Linked DNA regions of Homo sapiens: region 1 is linked to region 2. The links are chromatin contacts, found by Hi-C or POLR2A ChIA-PET in ENCODE. All regions are on one chromosome and are shown on one strand. The core of a region is the stretch at or near the end of the contact, and the rest is flanking DNA. Distances in the headings are between cores, read along the strand shown. Region 1 overlaps VPS45 (vacuolar protein sorting 45 homolog). Region 2 holds the start of OTUD7B (OTU deubiquitinase 7B).

Region 1 (4,343 bases), core at 761-3,260, 96 kb before region 2:
TGTGGAATACTCAGAGCCCAGACATTGATCCTCCTTTCTTCTTAATCTAAACTCATTCTCTCCATCTGTTCCATTCAGTATAGTGACCACTTGTCACTTATGGTTATTTAAATTTAAATTAACCAAAATAAAATTAAATATTTAATTCCCCAGTAGCACTAGCCACATTTCAAGTGCTCAACAGCTACACTGACAAGTGGTTACATTACTAGTTACCAGAGAAACAGCACATTTCCTTCCCTGGATAATCACACCATTTTTTGGTTGTAAATACATCTGCTGATGGTTCCCAAATCTCCATCTCCAGCCCAGACCTTTCTTCTAAACTCCAGACTTAAATACCTGTTTACTTGACATTTCCATTTGGATGTTTAATTATTTCTCAATTCAACACATTTTAAATCCCCAATCTTCCCTAAGTCTGTTCTACCTATAGCCTTCCCTATCTTACTTGATGGTCACTTTAGCCTTCTAGTTGCTTGGGCCAAAAACTTTGGACTCATCCTAACTCTTCCTTTGGAGCAGAAGTGAAGTTGGGGACATAGTGAGAAAAAGAGGGAAAAGCATAAGCCAGCTCACACACCTCAAATCTCACAGGTCATGGGGTTCTCACAGGTTACTATGATCAAATTTGCTTTTTTTTTGAGACGGAGTCTTGCTCTTGTCACCCAGGCTGGAGTGCAGTGGTGCAATGTCAGCTCACTGCAACCTCTGCCTCCTGGGTTCAAACGATTCTCCTGCCTCAGCCTCCTAAGTAGCTGGGAATACAGGCGTGCGCCACCATGCCAGACTACTTTTTGTATTTTTAATAGAGACGAGGTTTCACCATGTTGGCCAGGCAGGGGGTCTTGAACTCCTGACCTCAGGTGATCTGCCAGCCTTCGCCTCCCAAAGTGCTAGGATTACAGGTGTGAGCCACCATGCCCAGCCAAATTTGCTTTTTTGAAGGATAGTTTTGGCAGCTGTGCAAGAATGAATTGGGTGTAACTGTTGGGAAAAGTTGGAGAATAAAAGGCTAGTGTAAGACTTCTGGGAAGATATGATGAAACCTAGAACTAAAGACATCCCAGAAAGGGTGAAGAGGAGGTACTGGATGTCCAGTCACAAAAAAATACATATTCTTCAGTATTTGGTCAATGACTGAATGTGGAGGATAGGGGTAAAGGGGGAGTCCATAACTTTGTTTTCTGGTTTTGGTAACTAGGTGTAGTGGTTTAGGTTTGAGAAAAAGGACATTTACTGTGCATAAGACAAAAACATGCTGTGTTTTAGATACCTGTGGAATATTCTAATGGAGATGCCCACTAGACATCTGTATATTCAGGTCTAGTGCTTTCCCCGAATATGTGGTAGCTGAAGCCATGGGAATAGATGAGTTTTATCTAGGGAGATCATGTAGAATGAGAAGAAAACCAAAAGACAGATTTTTTGCTGAGTCCCTAATAACTAAAAAACAAGTAAAAAGAGTAGCCAGCATTAGCAACTGAGAAGGACATTTTCAGAAAGGTAGGAGGAGAATCAGAAGGGAGAGGTTGAGGCCCAACTGAGTCTCAAGAAGAAAAGAATGGTTAATAGTGTGAAATGCAGCAGTGGGGAAAATAAGGTGGGAATTGAGAGTCCCCTGGATTTACTACTGTGATTTTGCAAGAAATGTTTTAGTGTGTTGTAGTGGAGTAAGGAGCCAGGCTACATGGATTGAAGAATTGAGAAACAGAAGACAGTGACTGTGGGCTTCTTTATCCAAAAAGCTTGGCTATGAAGGGAAGGACATAACTTACAGGAAAATCTAGGACCAAAGGCTTTAAATTTATTATTTAACAAAAGAAAATTGAGTATGATTATAGCCTGTGGAAAAGAAGTCGGCAGAGAAGAAGCTGAAAATAATGGGGTGATGGGGGGAGCCAGAGCCAGAGTGAGAGCAAGAGCGAGAGCAAGAGAGAGAAAATAACAAAGGCTTCAGAAGAGCCGGTAGGAAGGTAAAACCAGAGTGGTGGCATCTGACTTTCTGACTAGCGTAAGATGATATCTCAGTGTGGTTTTCATTTGCATTTCTCTGATGATCAGTAATGTTGAGCATTTTTTCAAGCGTTTTTTGGCCACTTGTAATTCTTTTGAGAAATGTCTTTTCATGTCGTTTGCCCAGTTTTTAATGGGGTTGTTTTTACTTATTGCGTTCCTTGTAGGATGTGGATGGTAGTCCTTTGTTGGAGGCATTATTTGTAGGTTGTCTGTTTATTCTGTTGGTTATTTCTTTTGCTGTGCAGAAGCCCTTTAGTTTAATTAAGTCCTACTTGTCTACTTTTGTTTTTGTTGCATTTGCTTTTGGGATCTTTGTCATAAATTCTTTGCCTAGGCCAATGTCCAGAAGAGTTTTTCCTAGGTTTTCATCTAGGACTTTCACAGTTTCAGGTCCCACATCTAGGCCTTTAATCCATCTTGAGTTAATTTTTGTATATGGTTAAGAGATAGGGGTCCAATTTCATTTTTCTGCATATGGCTGGCCAATTTTCCCAGCATAATTTATCGAGTGGGGTGTTCTTTCCCCATTGTTTATTTTTATCGACTTTATTGAAGATCAGTTGGTTGTAGGTATGTGGCTTTATTTCTGGGTTCTCTATTCTGTTCCATTGATCTATGTGTCTGTTTTTGTACCAGTACCATGCTGTTTTAGTTACTGTAGCCTTATAATATAATTTGAAGTCAGGCAATGTGACTCTGGATTTGTTTTTTGCTTAGGAGCACCTTGGCTATTCAGGCTTTCTTCTGGTTCCATATCAACTTTAGGATTCTTTTTCCTAATTCTGTGAAGAATGATGTTGGTAAATTGATAGGAATTGTGTTGAATCTGTAGATTGCATTGGGTAATATGATCATTTTAATATTGATTCTTCCAATCCATAAGCATGGGATGTTTTTCCATTTGTTTGTGTCATCTATGATTTCTTTCATCAATGTTAAGTAGTTCTCCTTGTAGAGATCTTTCACCTCCTTGGTTAAATATATTCCTAAGTATTTTGTGTGTCTCTTGTAAATGGGACTGAGCTCTTACTTTGATTCTCAGCTTGAATGTTATTGGTGCCTAAAAATGTTACTCATTTTTGTATGTTGATTTTGTATCCTGAGACTTTAATGAAATCACTTATCAAGTCTAGGAATCTTCTAGAGGGATCTTTAGGGTTTTCTAAGTATATAATCCTATTGAATGCGAACAGAGATAATTTGACTTCTTTTCCAATTTGGATGTCTTATATTTCTTTCTATTGCCTGATTGCTCTGGGTAGGGCTTTCAGTATGTTGAATAGGACCAGTGAGAGTGGACATCTTTGTCTTATTCCAGTTCTTAGGGGAAATGCTTCCAACTTTTCCCCATTCAGTATGATGTTAGCTGTGGGTTTGTCATATATGGCTCTTACTATTTTGGTTTATTAAAAAGTCAAAAAACAACAGATGTTGGCATGGATGCGGAGAAAAGGGAATGCTCATATACTGTTGGTTGGAATGTAAATTAGTTCAACCTCTGTGGAAAACATTATGGAACTAGCTCAAAGAACTAAAAATAGAACTAGCAATTAAGCCACAGGGAGGGGAGCAAATGCACAGGGTACATCCTTGCTCATGTCCCCTCTTCCTCCTTAAAAACAACAACGAAAAAAGGCTGGGCCTGGTGGCTTATGCCTGTAATTCCAGCACTTTGGGAGGCCAAGGCAGGTGGATCGCTTGAGCCAAGGAGCTTGAGATCCACCTGGCAACATTGTGAGACCCCAACTCTGCCAAAAAATTTTTAAAAATTAGCCCAGCGTGGTGGCTTTCCCCTATAGTCTCAGCTACTTGGTGAGGCTGGGGGCAGGGAGGGGGCACTGAGATGGGAGGATCACTTGAGCCTGGGAAGGCTGCAGTGAGCTGTGACTGCCACTACACTCCATCCAGCACTCCATTCAACAGAATGAGATGCTGTCTCAAGAAAGGAAAAACAAAAAACAAAAACAACTTACCATTTGACCCAGAAATCCCACTACTGGGTATCTACTCAAAGGAAAGGAAATCATCATATAAAAAGAGACACTTGCACTCATGTTTATCCCAGCACTATATACAATAGCAAAGCTATGGAACCAACTTAAGTATCCACCAATAGTGGACTGAATAAAGAAAATGTGGTATATATACACCATGGAATACTAAGCAGGCATAAAAAAGAATGATATCATGTCCTTTGCAGCAACATGGATGGAGCAAGAGGCCATTATCTGAAGCAGAAAAATCAAATATAGCATATTCTCACTTATAAATGGGAGTTAAACATGGCAGGTACACATGGACATAAGGATGAAGAGAAGAGACTA
Region 2 (4,095 bases), core at 1,158-3,657:
CTTTTTTCCCTTACTATTCTACCTAGCAGCAAGAAATAGTCAACTGTGTTCTGGCTGCTGCCAATGTCTACATTAAACAGCTGCCTCTGAGCATCCAACCTAGTGCCAGCCTAAATGGCTGCATATCACTAGAGAAGAAGCCTCTAGTTTCTACGCAGAGAAACTGAGACACAGGAATGGGAAGGGAGTCACTTAATGGATTAGGGACTGGTTGAGCTGGGACCAGAACCCAGGTGGCCTGGCTCCCAGCCCAGCTGACCACACTGCTACCCACACAGCCTGGGCTGACCAAAGACAAGCAGCCCATTGAGCAACTGCACAAACAACAATGAATGATGGATGGTCAGAGCAAGAAATAGGCACAAAGCAACTGTGACCCCATCACTTCCTGGCCCCTAAATTTCCAGGCAAGCCTATAAAGTGTGGTCACTTAAATGACTTTGACCAGCAACTTGGCCCAGCTTTCAAATCTGGAGACCTTCTATGGTCACTGCCAAAAGAAAAAGTCTTATATTGAGGGTAGAGTGCCTTTGAGCTCCACGCCTGGTTCTATTAAGTCTGTGGCAGTGGCGTTAAGATTAGAAAGACATATTTATATGGGTATAACCTGGTTCTGGACAGCTGTGGTGAAACAAGGCAACTTTCAGATTTTGAGGCTCCTCTTCTACAGATCTGTGCTCCCATCTCAGATTTAACTAGCAAAGGGTAGGTGTGGTCAGTGATTGTTGTCACAATCATTCCAGAATGTTTGTGTAGAGTTACTAGAATTTCAGTCTTTTCATTCTAAAGTATTTTCATCCCTCTCACCTTTCTAGAACGACACCCTTTTCAGCTCCTTTCCAACGGCTGTAGCCAACTGATTCTACCCCAGAGTCCCAAGCGTCCACCCCCGTACCCTTCCAGTTCAGTTCAGTTAGAGTTCAGTTAGAGTCAATTTAGGTGACCAAATCTCATCCTGCTCTCCTCCTTAAATTTACCACTAAACGGTAGCTAAAATTTGTGGTCCCTTATACGCTTGAAGCCCACGCCAAATGACTTTACTTGTCAACCTCTATTGTATGTCTTGGATATGCCCCCATGCAAGGCACTCTGACTTGTTTGGCCTTAGCATGTGTGGACAGCCTTGGGCCCAGCCCTAAATTTTCGATTGTAAACCCAGGTGTATCCCTAAGAGATATAGCTGTCTAGGAAGTTTCCCTGTTTCAGGTGTCAGTTTCCTATTCTGAGCTAGACAATTCTAAAATGCCTATGCCCCACGCCTCCCCTTTAGAAACTGAGGAAGAAGTGAGGGGAAAGAAAAGTTGACTAGAGTATTTGTTTTTACATAGGCATAATGGGCACAATTAGGCAATACATTATTTTGAATATGCAGACCAGGTGCTATAATGTTAGGAATCTGAATTAAAATTTCAAATGTCTTTTGTTAGAGTATAGCCGGGGTTGGCATCGTTTTGTGTTTGTCATAAAGAGGTATTTACTAAATGGCCTTTCTTTCTTGAAACAGTCCACACAGGCCTAATACTTATTCATTCATTCAACAAATATGGAAGGTCTACTATGTGACAAGGATGGCTTATTATGTTCTCATAGCCATAGCTCATTGTCACTCAGGTAGGACACATACAAGTTCTGCTACATATAATATAGTTTTATGTATTTTACTAAATTGTAAAACCTTTGATGTCTGGGATTATGTCTTGTTAATTTTTGTATCCCCCTGTATCACTGAGAGCAGTGATACACATCACAGGGATACAATACATATTTGAATTATGCCATAATGTTTTAAAAGACATAACAAACGCACTAGAAGACATAACAAACGCACTATGTAAGTTTTTTTTACTGTTAGCAGTCTAAAGCAGATGTATCAACAGGGTATCACTGTTATGCAAGTAAATAAATATTAAGTGTTTACAGAGAAGGATATGTTCACTTCAAGAGTGAAGGAACAAGAGAAATATATAATTGGGTGGAGACTGGTGTGGAAGAAGCTAATCTTCCTCCGGTCACTCCAGAATGATTGTGTAGAGTTACTAGAATGTCAGTCTTTTCATTCTGAAGTATTTTCATCTCTCTCACCTTTCTACAACTACTCCACCCCTTTCAGCTCCTTCCCAACGGCTGTAGCCAACTGATTCTACCCCAGAGTCCTAAGAGTCCACCCTGTACTCCTCCAACTCCTGTTCAAGAATGCTCCAGACCAGGAGCTTTAGGGACTCGGGTCGGGAAAACACGGGGTCACGCGCGGGGCAAGCGCCAAACTGGCCGCAGCCTGGGGAGCGGCGCTAAAGGCGGGGCTGCGACGGGGCGGAGCGGGAGGAGGCCCGGGGGCGGCCTGGGTGTCACCACCAACCCGCTCCGGCCGGAAACTGGCGCCTGTTTCCGGCCGGACAGCAGAAAGCCACCGATCCTGAACCAGCCGCCGGAGCCGGAGTGGCGACCGGGTGCGGAGTGGGCAAAAAGCCACTGGGGGAGGCCAGTCCCGATCAGTCCTTTCTGGCTCCAGCTCCAGATCCCGTGCGGAGCAACAGCTGCGGTCGCAGTCTCCACCACCGCCTCCACCTCCATCGCCGTCGGGGGAGGGGCCGGCCGGACCCCGGGGTCACTGCCGAGGAATGAAGAGAGGCGGCCGGGCCCCGCGCTCCGCCCCGGCCTAGGGCCTTGCCCCGGGAGCCCGCGAGGGTAACGGAGCCCCCCGTCCTGACACCGTCCCCCGTCTGCTCCCGCCCCTCCCGGCTTCTCAGACTCGCAAACTCTGCTCCTCAGATCGCCACTGTCCCCTTTCTCCTTTCTGAATCTGTTTCACCCGAAGCCATCTCCCCTCGGCACTCCTTTCTCGCCCTGACTGCTCCTTGCTTCGTCCCGATCTTTCCTCCTCCCTTTCACCTGCGTCCTGCGTTCCTACCCCGCGCTCTCCAGCTCCCGGCCTCCCTTCCTGAGCTGTGCTGGCCAGTTTGGACGGTCCCCCCTTGTCAGCTAGACTTTCGGGAGGGATGGTGGAGTTTTAAGGTGATTAAGATGCAGTGTATTATCCCCACAGTAGGATAAAGTTCATTTAAAATCTCAATATAATACTAAAATGAAAAGCAAATAAGCTTATTCTTCCTATTGATAGCCAAACTAAGGTGCATACAGTAATGGAGGAAAGGCGAGAAAAAGGTGTGTGTGTGTGTTTGTGTGTGTGTGTGAGAGAGGGAGAGAGACGGAGGTTGACGGATTCTAGGGCAGTCTTAAGAACTTTAGAAAAAAGAAAAGTTGCCATGAGCCGATGGAAACTTTAGAAGCTGATGATGAGTAAGCCGGGGGCTGCGTGATCTCACTCTTCTCATAATTACTAGGTTAACGGTGTGGCTCCGGTCGGGATGGAATGGGATTTGTTTACTGGGCCGGCGTATTTTTAGCTTGTCGGCTCACAAGGACCAGCGCTCAGAGTCTCTTTCTCCCCGCTCGTGGTAGTCTTTCTTGTCTAACCTAGGTGGCTTCTCTGGGCACAATAAAGATGTAAAAATTTGAAATTAGAAACTGACTGGTGGAATTTTATGGAAGAAGTTCCCCACAAACTTTTCAGGCAGCTTTTCACGAATGCAAAGCCTAGAATTAGCAGGACGTTGACTTTTATTTTCCTTATCTTTTTATACGTACTACGTAACGCTTTGCTTAGAAATTCACATGCTGCTAATTTTTCAGTCTTTGGCCTCTAGTACTGTATATTTAGGAGATTTTTGAGGAGGCTGGATCCCTTTGTCTTTCAGAATCTATTTCAAAGGTGGAAAAGGACAGAGTAGAGAAAGAGGTGGCGGTAAGACTGGCTCCAAAGAGTTGCTAACCCCTAAATATTTAAAAAAGTTTCTATGCTATGTAACTTCTGAAAACATGTAGAAAATTTTCTTCCTACTAAATGAGATTGCATTCCTGATGGGGAGAAGACTTCAGGGACGGAAGCTGGGTGGCTAGGGAGAATCAGAGGTAGTTAAATATTTGCTGTGTATAACTTACAAATACATTATGCGCAAACAATGAAGAATTAATTATACGCTTTGTCTTCATTGTTTTTCAAGTAGTTCTTTTAACGTTCAGTAACCAACCTGCTGT

The links. A loop is a pair of places that touch in the nucleus more often than their neighbours do. ChIA-PET counts read pairs that join two places held with the same protein, here RNA polymerase II (POLR2A). Pooled maps may share reads with other maps.
Region 1: a pooled map shows a loop between it and region 2 (10-fold over the local background). The contact joins the enhancer-like site here to the promoter of OTUD7B in region 2. A Hi-C loop is called at or near these places in 2 of 50 pooled maps. POLR2A ChIA-PET finds 5 or more read pairs at or near these places in 7 of 52 experiments (BJ, GM12878, OCI-LY7 and 3 more).

Annotation. Positions count from the first base shown.
Region 1 is chr1:150,104,203-150,108,545 of GRCh38, reverse strand. All of the region lies in intron 13 of VPS45 (vacuolar protein sorting 45 homolog), which reads right to left. Among named protein-coding and RNA genes, the nearest start is that of VPS45, 39 kb to the right of the region's middle. Within about 2 kb of position 2,010, at least 2 of the 41 ENCODE cell types and tissues checked have a DNase peak (open chromatin) inside an H3K27ac peak, as active enhancers do.
Region 2 is chr1:150,009,038-150,013,132 of GRCh38, reverse strand. OTUD7B (OTU deubiquitinase 7B) reads left to right here and starts at 2,407. Exons shown (of 12, transcript NM_020205.4): 1 at 2,407-2,685. LOC124904413 (a long non-coding RNA gene) reads right to left here and starts at 670. Exons shown (of 3, transcript XR_007066598.1): 1 at 608-670. RefSeq lists silencers at 2,246-2,295, 2,556-2,845 and enhancers at 3,366-3,415, 2,780-3,662.